2 separate regions of the Homo sapiens genome follow, and region 1 is linked to region 2. A link is a loop called in an ENCODE intact Hi-C map of the cell type or tissue named here. Cell type or tissue: GM12878. All regions are shown on one strand. Each heading gives the region's core, and the rest is flanking DNA. Links, peaks and the distances in the headings are about the cores only.

Region 1 (8,547 bases), core at 1-8,000, 89 kb before region 2:
AAAAAACCAAAACAGAAATGGTTAGTGAATCACTAATGAAGAAACAAGAAAAAGTGATGAAACCTCCTGTTTACCTGTGTCGTATTTAGAACCACTGCAACCCATCTCCTTTAAGTTTTTGTATTTAATATAATTCAGTAGATAATTCAATCAGCCCTTACAGTGCTGCCAAAATACCTGGGGAGCTTTTTCAATGGTATAGATGTCCGGGCCGTACTCCAGAGATGCTAATGCAGTTGGTCTGGGGTGGGGCCTGGGCACTTACTTTTTTAGATACTCCCCTCGTGAGTCTGATGGATAGCTAGGTAAAGAACCACTCCACTGGTGCCAGGGGCCTTCCCACCTGCTGCCTAATTTGGTCTCTACACAGCCCCAGCAGGGATGCGTGATCATTTCTGCTTTTTCTTTTCTTTTCTTTTTTTTTTTTTTTTTTTTGAGACAGAGTCTCGCTCTGTCACCCAGGCTGGAGGCAGGGACGCGATCTTGGCTCACTGCAACCTCTGCCTCCCGGATTCAAGCGATTCTCCTGCCTCAGCTTCCCTAGTAGCTGAGACTACAGGCACCTGCCACCATGCCCGGCTAAGTTTTGTATTTTTAGTAGAGATGGGGTTTTGCCATGTTGGCCAGGCTGGTCTCGAACTCCTGACCCTGTCTTTAGGGATTATAGGTGTGGGCCACCACACCTGGGCTCATTTCCTCTTTACTGCCCATGTTAGCATCCCTGGAGGTCACAGGCTAGGACTGGGCAGAAATGAGGTTCAAGCCCAAGTTTCTTTCCAGCTCATGCTTGATGCCTTTATTACCAATTTAGTCAACTACCAATATTTCTCAGAGTCCTCAGAAAATACGCTGGACGTGCGTGTGAGTTTCTTTTTTTTTTTGAGATGGAGTTTCACTCTTGTTGCCCAGGCTGGAGTGCAATGGCACTATCTCGGCTCACCGCAACCTCCACCTCCCGGGATCAAGTGATTCTCCTGCCTCAGCCTCCCAAATAGCTGGGATTACAGACATGCGCCACCAAGCCCGGCTAATTTTGTATTTTTAGTAGAGATGGGGTTTCTCCATGTTGGTTAGGCTGGTCTTGAACTCCCAACCTCAGGTGATCCACCCATCTCGGCCTCCCAAAGTGCTGGAATTACAGGCGTGAGCCACCGCGCCCGGCCTATGTGAGTTTCTAGTGAAATTAATCCGGAGTGAAGGCAGATGCTCCCAGGGGCTGCTCTGAGCCCATGAGCAACCCCTACCCCCCGCAACAATCCAAAGACAGACCTTGGCTTCCAGGCTGGACCCTCAGATGGCAGGAATGGGGCAGGGGCTTCTACAGAGTCTCTTGTAAACTTCACAACCACCCAGAGGGGTACCGGCTTTGTCCCAAATTTACGATCCCACATTACACAGAGAGTAACAGCGGAGCCACAATCTGAGGTCAGCCAAACACAGCTTCAGAGCCTGGGCTTCTGCTCCCTCCACCCACCAGCCCCCAGCGGGCCCTTTCATGGGCTGGGTCACTAACTGACATCCTTCCAGGAAGGAAGGAAGGCGTTCCACGTACTTTTAAATGTGTGGTTCCCATTGTTGTGGGCGTTTATCTTCCTCCAGTTGCTGGCAAACGTCTGCAGCCTGTGGTGGTACTCCTCCGTACTGTAGGTCTTACGGTGCTAAAACAAAACACGCCAGTAGCAAGTCATGGAAACAGGCTGCAGCTCCCTAGAGGGAGACCTTTTTGTTTTCCTAAGAGGAAAGATGAAGGTTTTCTTTCTGCTATGATTCTCAGGCCAAATCTGTGTTAATGGGCGGGGTACTGCTGAGAAATTTGGGAAGTTACAAAACAACCCCGTTTTCAGGGACCTGTGGCCAGAATGAAGACCATGCAGCTGCGTGAAAGTCAGAATGTGGTCCAAGAGGCACTGGTGAACAAACCTGCCACATGTGGGGCACTCCTGGACGCCACTGCTGGTGCTGGGTCAAGTTTACAGCAAAGATCACCATTTTTCAAAAGCACATGCACTGGTGTTCCCCAACTGATTCTGCAACCAGTACACAGTGTGCTTTGGTTTTCTAAAAACAAATGTGTATAATTTTTTATTGATATATAACTGATGTACTTTTTTTGGTAAATGTAATATTTCGATACATTCATATAATGTGTAATAATCAAATCAAGGTCATTGGGAGATCCATTACTTTAAAAATTTCTTTATGCTGGGAACATTCAAATTATTCTCTACTAGCTATTTGGAAATACAAAATAATGATTGCTTACTACAGTTGAATCTACTTGTTTTTTGAACACTTGGTCTCATTTCTTCTAATTATTTTTGGGCCAGGTGCAGTGGCTCACGCCTGTAATCCCAGCACTTTGGGAGGCTGAGGCGGGTGGATCACCTGAGGTCAGGAGTTCAAGACCCACCTGGCCAACATGGCGAACCCCCATCTCTACTAAAAATACAAAAATTAGCCGGGCATGGTGGCAGACACTTGTAATCCCAGCTACTCAGGAGGCTGAGGCATGAGAATCGCTTGAACCCAGAAGGTGGAGGTTGCAGTGAGCCGAGAGTGTGCCACTGCACTTCAGCCTGGGTGACAAAGTGAGACTCTGTCTCAAAAAAAAAAAAATATTTTGTACTCAGGAATCAGTTTATCTTCATCCCTGCTTCCCTGCCCTTCCTAGCTTCTGCTAGTCACCATTCTACTGTCTTTCTTCATCAGATCCACTTTTTTATCTCCCACATACGAGTGAGAACATGTAATATTTGCCTTTCTATGCTTGGCTTATTTCACTAAACATAATGACCTCCAGTTCCATCCATGTTGCTGCAAATGACAGAATTTCATTCTTTGTTATGGCTGAATAATATTCCATTGTGTACATACACCACATTTGCTTTACCCATTGATAGGCACTTAGGTTGATTCCATATCTTGGCTATTGTGACTAGTTCTGCAATAAACATGAGGGTGCAGATATCCCTCCAATATACTAATTTCCTTTCTTTTGGATATATACTCAGTAGTAGGCTTGCTGGGTCATATGGTAGTTTTGTTTTGAGTTTTTGATGGAACCTCCATACTGTTTTTTTTACAATGGTTGTACTAATTTACATTCTCCACAATGTGCTTTGAAAACAAAATACAGAAATGAATCCCAGGGCTTGGAAGGCTGTCAGCCAAGTTAATCACTTGGGACCACTATTTGGAAGGAATTTACTTAACTGCATCTTTCCCAGTGTTTGGCCAGTTCAACTTCTGGAAAGACCCCACTAGGCAAAGTTGGAAATTCCCTTTTTCATTGTCTCAAATCTGGGACAGTTTGGTTTGATAACAGGAAACTTTGTGAAATGAAAAACTTCAAAAAGAAGAAGTTGGGCACTGACCTTAGACATCCATGACTTGAAGTGAAACTTCTCTGTAAAAAGAAAAAAAAAATTAGGTCTGGGCGCATCACAGTAATGTTGAGTCTATAGCAAAGTAGGGCACTTTAGAACTGATTTGCATTTTCGAAAACTGGACTAAATTTAAAACACCAAAAATGGTGTTATATAATGCAGAATGCAAAAAGAAACTCCGACTCTTCCTGGTTTTGTACCCCAAATTAATGTGAAAAAGTATATACTATTAGTCAATGGTGTTGAAAGTCAGGATGGTGGTTATGCCTACTGGGTCGGGGTGCAGAAAGCACTTCCGGGATGCTGCTCATATCCTGTTTCTTCAACTGGGCGCTGGTTAACTGAGTGTGTTTAGATTGAGAAAATTCGTGGAAATGCATACTCAATGATTTGTGCCCCTTTCTGTATGAAGTTATATTTCGGTAAGAAGTTAATTTAAAAAGCTATCTACTCCAGCTGGGCGCGGTGGCTCATGCCTGTAATCCCAGCACTTTGGGAGGCCGAGGTGGGCCGATTGCCTGAGGTCAGGGGTTCAAGACCAGCTTGGCCAACATGGCGAAACCCTGTCTCCACAAAAATATAAAAATCAGCTGGGTATGGTGGTGTGTGCCTGTAATCCCAGCTACTCGGGAGGCTGAGGAGAATCGCTTGAACCCGGGAGGCGGAGGTTGCAGTGAGCCGAGATCGTGCCACTGCACTCCAGCCTGGGCGACAGAGAGAGACTCCGTCTCAAAAACAACAACAACAAAAAACAAACCTATCTATTCCAAGGGCAAGCACTGTTTTTCCTTATGGGGACAGGTAGTAAATATTTCAGGCTTTGCCATCTATATGGTTTCTGCCACAACTACTCAACTCTGCCCCTGCGGCTCAGAGACAGCCACAGAGACTGTGAACATTAATGGGTAGGACTGCGTTCCCGCAAGACTTCACAAAAACGAAACCTCACATGTACCCCCAAATATGTACAGATATTATCAAAAACATAATAAAACAAACAAGACAAAATATTTTACAAAAGCAGGCCAGCCATTTGTTTTTGGATTCCTGCCGTATTTCCCCATGTATGTTCTTATCTAAACATTTCATTTTAAATTTGAATACCTCCAAAGACATATTCCAACTTATAAATATTGAGATTTAAAAATAACACCTGGCAGTGTGGCCCAAGCCTATAATCTCAGTACTTTGGGAGGCTGACACAGGCGAATCCCTTGAGCCTAGGAGTTTGGGACCAGTCTGGGCAACAAAGTGAGACCTCGTCTCTACAAAAAAATAAAAAAAATTAGACGGGAGAATCACTTGAGCCTGGGAGGTTGAGGCTGCAATGAGCTATGATAGCGCCACTGCATTCCTGCCTGGGTGACAGGAGTGAGACCTTGTCTCAAAAAAAAAAAAAAAATCTCTAAAAATAAGATTGTTATATCATTCTTTTAAAGCTAGCCAGTGGAATCTAAATACCATGATGATTTGATATCCACCATCAGTAACATGAACAAACTTTTCTATAAGAGTCAGGTATTTAGGCGGGGTGTGGTGGCTCACGCCTGTAATCCCAGCACTTTGGGAGGCCAAGGTGGGCAGATCACCTGAGGTCAGGAGCTCATGACCAACTTGGCCAACATGGCAAAACCCCAGCTCCACTAAAAATACAAAAATTAGCTGGGCATGGTGGCAGGCGCCTGTAATCCCAGCTACTCAGGAGGCTGAGGCAGGAGGATCGCTTGAACCTGAGAGGCGGAGGCTGCTGTGAGCCGAGATTGTGCCACTGCACCCCAGCCTGGGTGACAAGAGCGAAACTCCATCTCAAATAAAGAAAACAAAACAAAAAAGAGTCAGATATTATACAGAGTTTCTTTTTCTTGTTGAACACCTATCTCCATCCCCACCTGGCAGAATTTTATCCTAAGGGAACATACATTTTTATGCTTGATCACCTTCACATTCTTTTCTGCAACAACAACAAAAAGTTTAAATTTAAATTATTTATTTTGGCTGGGCGCCGTGGCTCATGCCTGTAATCCCAGCACTTTGGGAGGCTGAGGCAGGTGGATCATGAGGTCAGGAGTTTGAGACCAGCCTGGCCAACATGGTGAAACCTCATCTCTACTAAAAATACAAAAATAAGCCAGACGTGGTGGCATGCACCTGTAGTCCCAGCTACTTGGGAGGCTGAGGCAGAAGAATTGCTTGAACCTGGGAGGCAGAGGTTGCAGTAGCCAAGATCGTGCCACTGCACTCCAGCCTGGGCGACAAAGCGAGACTCTGTCTAAAAAAAAAAAAAAAAAAAAAAAAAAAATTAAATGTTTTTACTACCTGTGACCCATACATCTGTGAATATTATAAAAATTTATTCTGGAGCTGGGCGCGGTGGCTCATGCCTGTAATCCCAGCACTTTGAGAGGCTGAGACGGGCGGATCACGAGTTCAGAAGATCGAGACCATCCTGGCTAACACGGTGAAACCCCAACTCTACTAAAAATACAAAAAACAAATTAGCCGGGCGTGGTGGCGGGCGCCTGCAGTCCCAGCTACTCAGGAGGCTGAGGCAGGAGAATGGCGTGAACCCGGGAGGCGGGGCTTGCAGTGAGCCGAGATCACGCCACTGCACTCCAGCCTGGGCGACAGAATGAGACTCCGTCTCAAAAAAAAAAAAAAAAATTTATTCTGGATTGAGTAATCATAATTATTATTAGTGTCCCAACTGATTAAAACATTTCAAATGTATTATACATTATGAAAAGTAATTGTTAAACATCAAAAGTAAAATTGTATCAGAAATGCATCTCTTAATGTGATAAACAGTACTCTACTGCCCATCCCCCGCAATGGATTTATATTTTCATGAGTGAATATTGTTTGGTTGAGAAAAGGTTCAGCATTAATTCTGGTCTTATTTTTGTTTCTTATAGGTCAAAGGGCTGGGAAACCCTGCTCAAATAAGCAGCTGGGAATGGAGGCAGTTTTTAAGAGCAATGCCACTTAATTCTTCGCACTCCTTTCTGTGCATCCAATCCCATGGTGCTCTATCACTCAGCCCTCCCTCCCTCCCTTTCTTTCCTTCTTTTTTTTTTTTTTTTTTGAGAAGGAGGCTGGCTCTGTTGCCCAGGCTGGAGGGCAGTGGCACGATATCAGCTCACTGCAACCTCCACCTCCCTGGTTCAAGCAATTCTATCTCAGCCTCCCAAGTAGCTGGGATTACAGGTGCCCACCACCACGCCCGGCTAATTTTTATATTTTTAGTAGAGATGGGGTTTCACCATGTTAGCCAATCTGGTCTGAAACTTCTGACCTCAGGTGATCCACCCACCTTGGCCTACCAAAGTGCTGGGATCACAGGCGTGAGCCCCCACGCCTGGCCTCACTCAACATTATTTTTAAGACCTCATCAGTTGATATCCCCATGAAGTCCTCTCCTCTTCAATTCAGTTTCCTTGAGGAATTGAGAATGCCAGATATGAACGATTTATTACCGTTTTGTCTTTTTGTTTGCTGTCCCTATTGTTTTTATACCCATGGGTTCAGGTTCAGATTGAATGAGAGGAAAGAGGTTCCCCCTTGCCTTCAGGGGCTCTCTCCCAGTTTTAGCAAAGAGGACACTTGGAAATAAAAGGTCTGTAAATGGATTTCCAGAACACTCTCTGCCGGCATCACTTGAAATATCTTCCTGTTTCCCCAAGGATCCATACCTCCAGTGTGAAGATCACTACCACACAGCATTTAGATCTCCGTTTTTGGGTCTCGAACCTGTTCCAGAGACCAATCTATGGCCGTTTTCCCTGGGGAAAATGCACATTTCCTCAACATGGCTCCCTTTAGGGTTTCAGGGGATTCCAGATCTTGATTAAGGGCCCTGCTGCAGCTGAGGGCTTTAGAGGAAGACAGACCTCAACTCAGGACAAGAGTTGGAGGCAGGGTTTGAGTTTAGGACAATTGACTACCAGTTTGCCTCTGGAGAGATTATTCTGGGGCCAGAATAATCTGCTGGTGAACCGTGCCTTACCCTAAAATAGATCCATTCCAATCTAGTCAGGACTTTAAAAGTGCCATAATACCTTGCCTGGATTTACAGCAGGTTTCAGGAAAGTACAGTATTCCCCTGTTTGTTTGTTTGTTTGTTTTAGATGGAGTCTTACTCTGTCACCCAGGCTGGAGTGATCGCCACCTCTCAGTTTCAAGCGATTCTCCTGCCCCAGCCTCCTGAGTACCTGGGATTACAGGCACCTGGCTACCACACCCAGCTAATTTTTGTATTTTTAGTAGAGACAGGGTTTCACCATGTTGGCCAGGCTGCTCTCGAACTCCTGACCTAAAGTGATCCGACTGCCTCGGTCTCCCAAATTGCTGAGATTACAGGTGTGAGCCACCGCAGCCGGTCCCTGACTCCTGTTTTAGTACAGCTCCTGGGCTACAAACGGTTTCTTACAATTTTAAATGGTTAGAAGAAACATATTTCGTAGCACCCAAAAATCCCTTGAAACTGAAATTTCAGTGGCCATAAAAATCATTTATTAGAACCCAGTTACACTGACTCACTTACATACAATCTATGGTTGCTATCACACTACCATGGCAGAGTTAGTAGTTGCTACAGAGACCACCATAAAGCCTAAGTTATTTACCGTCTGGTCTTTCACAGAAAAAGTTTGCCAAGCCCTGCTCTGGAATTCAGACAGCCTCTCAGCGCCAGCCTTCTCCAGGCAGCCCTCGCTTGCGGCAGCTAGGTTTTCCTTAGGCGGGAACTGACCTGGAGCTGGGCGCCCACTGAGGTTTGCAAGGCTGGGGAGCTTTTTAAATAAATAGGTGGGAAGGAATGAGGCAACCCTCTGGCCCAGATTCAGCCTCAGTGATCTCTGTCCCATCCCCTGAGCCTCTAGCTGGGGGAAAGCCCTGTCCCGTTCCTCCAGAGCTCAGGGCACCCCCCCTCCCTAGGTTCTTGGCTCCTTGGGTTGTTTCTTGGCTACTTTTCTCGGTGAAGGGGGCAGGTGGTCTTTAAGTTCAGAGCCTGTGGGCTGAGGCTGGGACCAGGGACAGTAGGAAAGGAGGGAGGCAGTAGGGAAGAGCAGGCTCCTTGCCTTCAGCCAGGGGAGGTGCCTGAGCCCGGGCAGTAGACAGGATGCAAGGGCAGCACGAAGCTGGACCAGTCGCAGCCAATCTGGCC
Region 2 (11,983 bases), core at 1,514-9,513:
CCGTCTTGGGGAAAAAAAAAAAAAGCACCTTCTGGCCCTTTCCAGGCCACAGTGTGTTCAGGCTTCCAAGGTGATGAATGCAGGGCTGGAGGGACTGTAGCTTACAGAGGCAAGTGCTTCCTAATTGACAGCAAATCCACATCCACTGTGAGCTCACTGCTAACTTATCTGTGCAATGTCTCTGTGAGGGTCAATGTCCTTATTTGATAGAGGAAGTGTGGACAGGGGCAGGAGTCTTTTCCAGGGTCACATGTGTGTGAGGGATGGAGCTGGGACTGATGCTGAGCTCACAGCAATGAGACAAGTAGTGGGCTGTGTCGGGGGACAGGAGATCCTGCCCAGGCCACAGGCTTTACAGCAGAGGTAGCACTTGAACAGGCCTTGAGGCATGTTAAGGTGGTCTGCCAGGGGAGAGGAGGCTGTGTGGCTGAACAGACAGCATGAGCAAAGGCCCTCGGCCTATGAGGAGTCAGGAGGGGGTCTGAGATGCTCATTCCCTCCCCCTTTAGGGATGAGCTGGTTAGCTGAGCATCAGGGTCTCATGCAGGGCCGCAAGGTCCTGAGGCTCTGTGTGGAGCAGCTCAGCAGCCTCCAGGTCTCCTGTGCTGGAGGAGGGGACACCTGAGAAGGTCACTGGAAGGGGCTCTGTCAGAGCTCCTTTGGGGTGGAGATGAAAGAAAAGCTCCAAGTGATGCCTTGGCCCTCAGCCAGTGGAGGCCCTCTACCCTGCCCTTCACACACACCACACACAGACACAGACACACACACCACACACACAGATACAAAAACACATACCACACACACAGACACACAAACACATATCTCACACATAGACACACACAGATACACACATCACACACACACACACATACAAACACACACACACACATACACATACACACACATATACACACCACACATACATCACACATACATACACAGAGACACATGTACACAAAAACATACACCACACACAGACACACACACATATACACATATACCACACCCACCCACCACATACATACATATAAACATACACGGATATACACATAGACACACAGACACATACCACACACATATCCACCACACCTGTACACAGAAAGACAATACATATACACACATACATATGCCATATACCATACACACACACACAATGAACACACACAAATGCACAGAGACACAACACACATAGAGGCAAACACATACACACACTATACACAAATACACACATCATATACACAAATATATACACACACATGCATACACACACCACACACACAGACACAAACACATATACACATACATACATACTGATATGGTTTGGCTGTGTCCCCACCCAAATCTCATCTTGAATTTTAGCTCCCATAATCCCCATGTGTCATGGGAGGGACCCAGTGGGAGGTAATTGAATCATGGGGGTAGATTTTTCCCATGCTATTCTTGTGATATTGAATAAGTAACACAAGATCTGATAGTTTTGTAAAGGGCAGTTCCCCTGCACATGGTCTCCTTCCTGCTGCCATGTAAGACATGCCTTTGCTCCTCCTTTGCCTTCCACCATGATTGTGAGGCCTTCTCAGCCATGTGGAACTGTGAACCCATTAAACCTCTTTTTCTTTGTAAATTACCCAGTCTCAGGTATTTCTTCATAGCAGTATGAAAATGGACTAATACACACAGAGAGATATAAACACATACAGACACACACACATATATATACACACCACGCACACATACACACACACGCATATACACATACACACACACCACATATACAAACACACAGACACAAAAACACCACACATACATACACACAAACACACACAGACACACACACATGCACACACACATGCCTTTTAGGGGTCTGTCCAGGCCCTCTGGCTCCTCTGCCCAGGTGCCCAGTGTGGGGAATCTGAAGCCCTCGATTCTCACCTTCCCATCTCCCAGGATTTCCCTAGTGGAAAATCGGTCAAGTTCTGCTCTCTCCAGCTGGCCAAACTATGGGTTGTGTGTATATCTGTGTGTGTGTGCATGCACACGTCTCTGACACCCCTGCCCACCACCTGGGCCCATAGACCCTCTGGCCAGGACAGCGCCTGCATGACCCTAGCTGGGCAGCCCCCAAGCCCCTCTCCCGTAGCCCTTACCTTGGTCAAGTGAAGCTTCCCTCCAGAGCCTCTGGTACAGATAATCAGATGCTTAGAAAACAGGAAGCACTGTCGCTCGCCCTCTTTCTTTAGGGAGAGAGACCCCAGGCGCCCCCTGGTGATCTTGCCCTTTTCAGACATGGGCACCTGAATGAGGGAACCTGTGGGTGGAGGAGAGAGACCCTGAGCCCATCTCCTGGGGTGACCTTTGCCTCTGACCCAGCCTTGAAGGTTGAGATGCTGGGGCAGCAGCAGTGGGACAAGTCCATTCTGTTTCCCAGTAGCAAATGTGCCCCTGGGATACTCCTTTAGGCCTCTCTGCAGGGCCAGATGGCTGAGGGATGAGAGGTGATCAGAGAAGCTCCATGCAGGGCCCACTGACATCCCAGCCAGGGGCTAGGGGCTAAGCAAGCAAAGGAACCCCAAAGGGCATGGCCCATGTGGTGAGAATGAAGGGCTGGGCTGAGGTCTGGGGATGGCAGGGAGCTGAACAAGTGGGGAGCTGGCTGCAGGCCCCGAGGGGTTAACAAGATACATTGCACTCCTGCTGGGAACTACTTAGGGCAAACCCTGCCTCCCATCCTACTTGTAAAAAAGATAGCTACTAAGATTTAAAAAAAAAAAAAAAAAAGATACATTGCACTCCTGTTGTCCACAGCCATGGCAGGCATCACCAATCAATCACTGCACCATACTGCAGAGCCCAGACAGAGCTTCTCAGTCCTCAGCACAGCACTCTAGGAAGCCATTACTGAGCAGAGTAGGTGCCTGTCATGAAAGCCATTGCTGCCCTACTCTGGTGTACCCACCCTAATACATACCCTTCAGGCCCCCTCCCCACTGAGGTCCACAGCTCCTCACTGTTCCCAGGATTCAGGCACTTGAGGCCTCCCAGTGGTCTGGCTTGGGCACACCTCCCAGCCTGCACTCTTACCATTGTCCCCTTCTTCTGCCTCACATGTAGTTCTGGGTCAAGTTAGCCTGAGTGTCACTCTTAGTTCTGAAAAGCCCTTCCTTCACTCTGTCTTCCCTGTGAATTCCTGCTTATCCTTGGGAAAGCCCTCGTGACTCTCTTGGTCCTGCTCCAGGCCACCACTCTGCCTCCTGCATCAGGGAGATCCACCTGGCACCTGGTGTTCCTGCGTTTGTCCCCTCATGACTCTCTTCCTCTGTACCATAGGCTTCCGGAGGGCAGGGCTGAGGCTGTTCTCTGAGTGTCCCCAGAACCCCCTGTACGTCTGGCATGAGCAGGGCAGGTATCAGTGCTGGCTGCATGACTGACAAGTGAGAAACGCCTTGCAGAATCCACTCATTTTGTCTCCAGGTCCAGCCCGGCTGGAGAGGGAGAAAATGCCTTGACTCAGGGTGATGGAGCAGATTTCTGGTCTGTGGGGATACTGCCCACCCCAGGAGGGGTCATTTCTTGGGCTACTTCCAAGCCAGGTCCACTTGGGGTTCCTTCAGAGGGGGCCTAAAATACTGTGTGAGAATATTTCTGGCACAGAGAATGCCCAACACAGCCCAAGGGGAGCTGAGAAACAGGCAGGGCTGGCTCTGAGCTCAGCAGGTCACAGGGTGGGCCTGGGGAAGGATGTAGGGGCCACCACACACAGGGGCTGGGACAAAACTCCGAAAAGGTGATACCCTTGTCCAAGGCAGCTGCACAGGCCAGCGGGAGGCGCTGGCAAGTATTTCGTTAGGCAGAGAATCCCAGGGCTACAGAGAAGGGACTCTGGAGGTCCGTTTGAGGTGGAGGTCACCTGTGAGGCATGCCAGCAGGAGCTGAGTCTCCCACAAAACATGGAAGTTGAATGTGATGAATTTCAAATGCATTGCAGTTCTGATGTCAGTCCCCTGAGCCACAGAGAGCCTTCACCCACCCCTCTCAACGGGGCCGTGCCTCTCAAACACTGCTCCCAAGGTAAGCGAGGCTGAAGCTTGGGAAAGACCTTCTACCCATGAGAACCACTGTGAAAATGGTCTCTCCAAAGCAGCAGAGGATGATGAGGAAAGGACAGGGGAATGGACCCAACACTGACCTCCTCCCAGACACTGAAAACGCTTCTGACTCACAGAGACAACTGTTAGCTCCTCATCCCCCGCCCCATACTTTCTCCCCAAAAAGGACATGTCGATGTTTACTATGACATACAATAGACAAACCAAGGCCATCTGGGTAGAATTCTGTTTACATCTGGAGAGAAGGAAACTGTGAAAACCAATAATATCTGCATCTATATGTATAGATACTGACATCTACATATAGCTGTTGCATTCCGCCAGCAGCCTGGGAATATTCTGCAATCACATTGGCAGGTCTTGGCATGTGGCAGCCAAACCAACTGGTGGCGTCCCCGAGTGCCGCCTCCCTCCCGCTGCTGGGGCCCACCTGGTGGGGGCAGGGGAGACAGGGTGCAGAGGCCATACCTTGTCTCACAAAGGTCTGGCTGGTGTCCAGGAGGATCTCACAGCCTTCGATGATCATGCGCTCGATGGCCAGGTTTTTCCGGATGTTCTCCGTCTCACTTACTTCATCGTGCATTATTCTGTGGGGATGGGAAACTGCACAGTCAGAGACAGGCTGCCCCTACTTCCCAGGGAGGCGAGAATGCCAGGCTTCTGGCCAGACCTAGGAAGAAAGCCTGGCACAAGGATTCTCAGGTGGAGTCTGTGGTCATGGAGGGGAAGGGAGTGTGCATTTACTGAGTGCCTGCTGCATGCCGGGCACTTCATAGGCACGACCTCATTTTATCCTTCTGACAGCTCAAGGAGGCAAGTGTTCTTATTTCAGAAAAAAGAAAACTGAAGTCAGCAGCTATGAAGCACATCTGTCAGATTTTACAGTCTGAACTATGTAGAACAGACAGCAGGTGCAGCTCAGCACTGGGAAGGATATGGGAGCACAGGAGACATCCTGTGTTCATGACCCTGACCCTCATCCTTCTACCAGCCTTATTCCCATCCCAAGAGCAAAGCTCATTACTCCCTCAGGGCCTTTGCACTTGCTGTCTCTTCTTCTTGAATGCTCTTTCTCCAAATATTTGCATAATTGTGTCCTTAATATCGCTTGGGCCCTGAAATGGCTTACCTTTTGGAGCACCTGGCAATCCCGCTGGCTCAGGGGATGACTGACCTTAGCCTACTTCTGTAGGCTCTGGCCCTTCTGGGAGGGAATATAGACAACTCCCCTATTTCGCTCTCCGACTGCTGTAATACCCCTCCTCTCCAAGAGATGGCGCCATCCAATAGCTTTTACAAAATGGCGTTGGTGGGAAAAGGTGGGTGTTAGCTGCCAATTTTGCCTTGGTGGGTTTCCAGGAGTCTTGGGAAGGTAGAGGGGAATTTGGCAGTGGCAGGGTCTGGGGAGTGGGGAAGGGGGGCTTCTGGCAAAAGTACCCCACCTACTCCAAGCAAAGTACAAAACCTTTTATCTGCTGCTGATGCCTGAATTTCCACAGTTAAGACCAACAAGAAGGCTGGTTAATATGTGCGGCTTACAAACTTCTCTCATAGACATTATTCAATTTAAACCCCAAAACAAAGATGACACTGCCTCTTCCGGAGCTGGATCTGTGCTTAACTGAATCAGCATGACATTGACCAGACTCCTCAATCCCTCTGATCCTTAGTTTCCTCATCTACAGAATGCTGGGGCAAAGGTGGAATAAAAGGGATTTCAGGTACCCGTGCATGCTATGCCATGCCTGGCATGTGACAGCTGCTTAAATAAAGGGTAGTGGTGATTGTTGTTGCTATTATCATTGGTTGCAAAAGAGTTATTATTATCTTTCCTGGTTGAGGACATGCATTTTAGGCTTAAATTCACTAGACTAGCCCTTTAATAAATGGACCAGGGCCTTTCGCTGGAGTCTCTTCCTTGGGAGCCTCAGTTTCCCCCTTTCTTCCCCAGCAATGCTCTTCTTGGAAGCCCAGACCCCTGCTTGATGTTTGAGAGGGAGGCACCTCTGGACACATGCTAGTTCCCTAGAGATGGATCCATTATGGAAATAGCCAATGGTAATTAAAACCACTTCTCTTGATGAGGGTGGGGTTTTGCGGGGGAAGCCTGTGTTTGGTAAAACACAAGGCGGGTAATTCCAAGGTAGCAAAACTAGTTTTCCTGAGCAGCTGCAGTTTACACATTCTAAGTTCCAGCCCCAGGTGGGGGTCTGTGTTTGGGACCCATATGCGCACACAGCTGGGGAGCTCTGGGAAGGCGGTGGGAGTTTCAAGGTCGCGAGGCTCCTGGGAGCCCTGGAAATGATGATTTGGGTTATCAGCGAGCAGAGAATATAGGGGTCAGGATAAAAAGGTGGGAGGAAGGCCCAGTCCCCAGAGGTGGGGAGTGTTTCTGAGCGCAGCCTAGGAGGGGTTTGGCTATCTAATGGCTTCCTGCTTGTGGGAGCGTGAAAGGAGAATTAAAGGGATGCTGTCATGGTGATAGGAAAACCTTCTGTGCCACTTGGGCTGGGTTCAGGGCCAGGTACAGGCAGTTGGGTGGGAGGAAGGAAGAGTAGGCCATACACCTAGGATCCCGGGGATAAGGGATCAGGGTCTTATGTCAAATACCTTGGCACCATGTGCCACCTGCAGCTCTGTTTGCAACAGGATAGGATATCCCTCAGCAAGGAGGAGCCTGCTGCCTTACCGGAGTCCCAAACCTTCTCCCTTGGGGAAGAGTGTGCGGGATTTGGATCCCTGGGCATGGGAGGACTGGAGTCCCTCCACCTTCCTGCTTGGTGGTTTCGTTACTCTGCAATCACACCCTGATGACATCCTTGCCCTGATTCTCCACTCAGGTGTGCAACTTGGCTGGGTCATGGAAGGATCGGGGGCAGCCTATACCCTGTGCTGTCCCTCCCTCCACCCAGCTGGGAGCTGTGGCCTGGTTGGCTGCCCCTTGCCGGCCTCAGGAAGACTTTTAGGGCACTGAGTGTTTGGCAGTGCCCTGGGTAGGGCCGGGGCTGGATCCCAGGCCCTGCAGACTGACCTTCTTTGTAGCCCTTGGCAGCCTAGTTCTGACCACAAGGCCCTCCCTCATCTCTTGGTCTTCACAGGGTGCATACCCCCGGGCTCAGCTTCTGGTTCTCATCTTTTTCCTGCCCAAGCTAATTCCCTTGGCGGTCTCACCAGTGCTGTCGCTTTAAACACCATCTGCAAGCTGATGATTGCCGGATTTCTCTTTCCCCTCTGCTCCAGACTCAAATTCCCCAGTCCCTTCTTGTCATCTACACTTGGACATTGAATTGGCACCTAAGTTCAACATGCTCCCAAGAAAGCTCCTGAACTCCCCTCCAGACCTGTCCCTCCTGCAGTTTTCTCCAGCTCGGTTGATGGCACCTCCGCCCTCTGGTGGCTCAGCCCCACATCCTGGAATCACCCTTGACTCTAGTCTTTCTCTTTCCACATCAAATCCATCAGAAAATCCTGTTGGTTCCACCTTCAAAATGCATCCAGGACCTGAACCTCTTCCTGGAACCTCTTCCTGGATGACCACAGTCATCTGCTGCCTGGGGTGCTGCAAGAGCCCCCTCCGTGCTCCCCTGTGTCTGCCCTTGCAGAGGAAGCTTCCCTCTGGGCTTCAGGGGCTGAAAGAGGGCCAGGTGAGGGGCCTTGACCAGAGGACAGGGGCACTAGATTGGACAAGCCATGTGCTTATCCAACCACTGCCACTACCTGCCTCTGGTTAACTAGAGCCTTGGGCACATGAGGGCCTGTCACCCAGGACCCCCTCTGGGCCTCCTATGGCCACAGGTTTTGACACATTGACACTGGAGAGCAGAGAGTGCCTGGGAGTCATGGACAGTCCCTCTCCTGGGAGGTGTTGAGTGCCCAGGGCCCTCCCTCGGGCCCTATCTGTGCCAGGGATAGCACAGCACCCACTATTCCTGCCTACCGGGGCTTGAGTTGTAACCCCCTCAGGACCACTCCAGGGGCCTCTGCTTTGAGCTGTGGCAAGCTGTGCCCCTCCCTTACAATCCCCATCTGAACTCAAGCTTTGTCAGGGGTTCAGCGAACTCCTGGTGAGGGGCACCCTCAGCCCTGCCCTGTCTGCCGGTCTGGTGCACTGAAGAGCCAGGCCTCACCTGGACAGCTCCTCCAGTTTGGACTTGGCGTAGTCCAGGCTGTTGCGCTCAACGTGCTCATGAGGCGTGTGGGCCAGGAGCTCATGGAGGGTCAGGATGTACCTGGGGATCTGCGGGCAGGTGGGAGAGGTGAGGGTGGAGAAAGAGCCAGGGAAGTATGGCCGGGGAGCAAGGCAGGGGCAGACAGGGAGTGAGCAAGAGAGAGAGAGAAAGAGGGAGAGGGAGAGGGAGAGGAAGGGAGGGAGGGAGGGAGAGAGGGAGGGAGAGAGAGGTGGCGAGGGCGGGGGAAAGGGGGAGAGAGAGAGAGAGAGCGCGTGAGCATGGGGTGCGGGCCAGGGGAGAGAGAGCACGAGGGGGTGGTGGGAGAGAGAAAATGGTTCTTTTAGCCCAGAGGACTTCCATGAGCAGAACTGAGGAAGGAGATAGGCTGCCCTTTGGTCACAGACTCTAACTTGGAGGCTCTTCCAGGGTCTTGTCTAGGGCTCTGCTCTGGCTGAGGGTGGGGTGGGGTGCTCAGGAGCCAGGAGAGAAAGGTGGCGTGGACAGGCCCACAGTCAGCTTGCCCTGCACCCAGCATTGTCGGCTGCTGGCCCTGACCACCTCCCCCGCCCCCTTTGGCAGCCCAGAGCTGGGGTGCGTTAAGCACTGTGCCCCCACCGCCATGGTCCATCCCCCACACCTGCCTCCCTGACTCTACCCCACCCAGGCAGGGCCGGACGCCACCTGGAACATGGGGTAGGTGAGGAAGGTCTCCAGCGTCCTCTCCTCGCAGTCAGGCTTGGCCTCGTAGTGCTTCAGCAGCTTGTCGAAGTCACGGTTCTGCTTGCAGTGGGCCAGGATCTGCAGGCTGTACTGGTGGTTGCGGACGAACTCTTGGTAGATGTTGAGCATGGGCAGCAGGATGTCAAATAGGTCAGCTGGAAGGACGAGGCAGTCAGCGGGTGGCTAGGGCAGCTTGGTGGGGACAGAATCCCCTAGGCCCTTGGCTCCCCCAGCTACACCCAGAGAGGCCAGGGGCCAGGTTCAAGTTCCCCACCCCAGAGACATCTCTGCTCTTGGGGATGACTCCAGTACCACTGCCCTATCCAGTGCTAGTAGGTGGGCCCCCATCATTGGGACCACATTAGAATCACAGACTCTTAGAGACGTGGGGCCCTGTCTAGTCGACACTTGTGATGGGAGTGTCAGAGAGAGGAGGTAGAGTGGGCGCTGTGGGGTGCCACCTGGATCCCCCCAGCTGCCAGGAGTGCTGGTGGCCGATGGCTGTCAGCTGGGTCCCTCTCCAGGCATTGCCCTCAGCTGGAGGAAGCTGCCTTGCCTGGTCTGTCCTCCTGCTTCAATTCAGGACACCAGTGTGAGGTCACCCCTTCTCCAGAGCTTCCTGTGGGGTCGGCTGAGGCTTCTGTTGCAGCTGGAAGGCTGCCCAGTTCCTCCCTCTGCCTGTCCCCGTGCCCTATGGTGCTATGGCCTAGGACACTCCCCAAGAGGCCACCCTCCCTCCTGCAGTCTCCGTCCTGAGACAGAAGTGGCCTATCTGAGGTCACAGGGCAAGTCAGCAGCCGGCCTGGGGCTGGGTCTCCTGACCTCCTGATTCCAGGGATTTCCTACCATATGACACATGAGTCTCTGCTCCTTCGTTCATCTGCCATTGTCCAAGCAGGGCTTCCAGGCTCTGCATTATCTAGTTCACCAGGTGGGGCCCTTTCTGCCTATAGTTCTGTCTCAAGCTTCCTGGGTATATACTTTGCCTTTCCAGTGCCCCCAAGTCCCAACCAATCTCCCCAAATCTGCCCTTCAACGATTTGATAGGCTGGGATGGGGTCATGTGAAACATCTTCCTTATCTTTATTTATTTATTTATTTGATGGAATCTTGCTCTGTTGCCCAGGCTGGAGTGCAGTGGTGCGGTCTCGGCTCACTGTAACCTCTGCCTCCCGTGTTCAAGTGATTCTCCCACCTCAGCCTCCCAAGTAGCTGGGACTACAGGTGTGCATCACCACACCCAGCTAATTTTTGAATTTTTGTGTTTTTTGTAGAGATAGAGTTTTACCACGTTGGCCAGGATGGTCTTGAACTCCTGCCCTCAAGTGATCTGCCTACCCTGGCCTCCCAAAGTGGTGGGATTAAAGGCGTGAGCCACTGTGCCTGGCCTTGAAACATCTTCTTCTTCTTTTTTCTTTTCTTTTTTTTTTTTTTTTTTTTTGAGATAGAGTCTCGTTCTGTTGCCCAGGCTGGAGTGGAGTGCAGTAGTGAGATCTCGGCTCACTGCGACTTCTGCTTCCTGGGTTCAAGCAATTCTCCTGCCTCAGCCTCCCGAGTAGCTGGAACTACAGGTGTGCACCACTACACCTGGCTAATTTTTGTAATTTTAGTAGAGACGGGGTTTCACCATGTTGGCCAGGCTGGTCTCGAACTCTTGACCTCAGGTGATCTGCCTGCCTCAGCCTCCCACAGTGCTGGGATTAAAGGCATGAGTCACCGTGCTCGGCCAAAACATCTTCTTATAAGTCCCATTTAAGAAAGGAAACATGGTTTCCTTGTAATCAACTTTAGAGGGTAGCTCATGTGATGGGTGTCTGACCACCTGACGGACAATGTCTTCAACAATGCAACTGCAGAATATGCGGACCCCATCTTTCTAAGGACACCTTATTTTGACCTTAGAGAAAAACACGGGTCTTTGACTTGAGAAAAATAATAGTGCCTACTTCCCCCTGGGAAGCCTCCATGCCTGAGGGCAAGGGAGCTCTGGAGAGCCAGGCCTGGGTCTGCTCTGTGCCCTCCACCTATGCAGCCTTTGCTATTCCTTTACTTCCCTAAGCCATTTTCTTTGCCTCCATCATGGAGATGACACCAACACTCACCTTTATCTACCAAATTAAGAAAGTGAAAAAAAAAAAGAAAGACATTTGGTGTAGGTTGAGGGTGAGATGCAGGAGGTTCTTCTGTCTGTTGCTTGTGGAACTAGAGCAGTGCAGCCATCTTGGAGAACAATGGGACAATATGTATGAAGCAAGAGCTTTTCACATGTTTGGATTCTTTGTTTTAGCAATTCTGCTCATTGGAAACCCATCCCAAGGAAATGATCTCTAATATGGAGAAAATTTCTTATGAAGAGATGATTACTTCTAACAATAAAAAATTGGAACAACTCTAAGAGCCAACCATAGCAGATGGTTAGATAAATGACAGTGCCTTCATGGGTACTGGAGTATTACACAGCGATCAAAAAGCATGCTTTTGGCATGAGAAAATGCTTATGGGATAATGCTAAGTAAAAGAAAAAAAAAACAACACACAGCAAGATACAAATTCTATATTCAGTATGTTTGCAATTATGTAAAGTGGAAAAAAACCCAAGATCTATGCACAGAAAAAAATTGGAAGAAAACACACCAAAGTGTTTGTAGTGGTTATCTTTGGGAAGCAGAACTATGCTTGATATTTTTAAACATTTTCTACTTTTATGGGTTCTCAATTTTTCTTAAATGGATGTGTATACATTCTTTATAAAAGGGGAAAGTGGATAGGAAACTAAAAATATATCATTTCCTCTTAGAAATACAGCATTTGCCAACTTGTCTTTTCTCTTCTGCCCCCTCTGAGGGATTCTGTGGGTTTTAAAAAGTGACACTCTATTATGCTCTAGAAGGACAAAACTGCCCCAGGCTTTTGGGGTGGCCCCTGGAGGGGGACTTCTCTGGGGGCCGCAGTGAGGGCTGACTACTCACCCAGGACCAGCGTGGGCCA

Evidence for each region. Hi-C counts contacts between places; a loop is a spot of excess contacts. Peaks named below come from ENCODE experiments on the same cell type or tissue, not always from the same donor. Only the 100,000 strongest peaks of a DNase experiment are listed, where the experiment ranks them.
Region 1: a loop joins it to region 2, with 2.5 times the contacts of the local background. A loop is called at or near these places in 2 of 110 quality-filtered maps.

Annotation. Positions count from the first base shown.
Region 1 is chr15:78,935,766-78,944,312 of GRCh38, forward strand. It overlaps CTSH (cathepsin H), which reads right to left. Exons shown (of 12, transcript NM_004390.5): 2 at 3,375-3,406; 3 at 1,553-1,658. Among named protein-coding and RNA genes, the nearest start is that of CTSH, 5.0 kb to the right of the region's middle. RefSeq lists enhancers at 3,389-3,488, 3,599-3,858, 7,484-7,533, 7,964-8,013, 8,474-8,547 and a silencer at 8,402-8,547. In GM12878, for the core only: no CTCF peak of the experiment used is centred there; a DNase peak (open chromatin) is centred at 3,586; H3K4me3 peaks cover 6,346 bases; H3K27ac peaks cover 7,387 bases.
Region 2 is chr15:79,023,167-79,035,149 of GRCh38, forward strand. It overlaps RASGRF1 (Ras protein specific guanine nucleotide releasing factor 1), which reads right to left. Exons shown (of 27, transcript NM_001145648.3): 6 at 11,965-11,983; 7 at 8,957-9,150; 8 at 8,234-8,343; 9 at 4,575-4,693; 10 at 2,148-2,308. Among named protein-coding and RNA genes, the nearest start is that of RASGRF1, 62 kb to the right of the region's middle. RefSeq lists an enhancer at 11,772-11,983. In GM12878, for the core only: CTCF peaks have their summits at 2,273 (motif pointing left), 5,381 (motif pointing right) and 7,482 (motif pointing left); no DNase peak of the experiment used is centred there.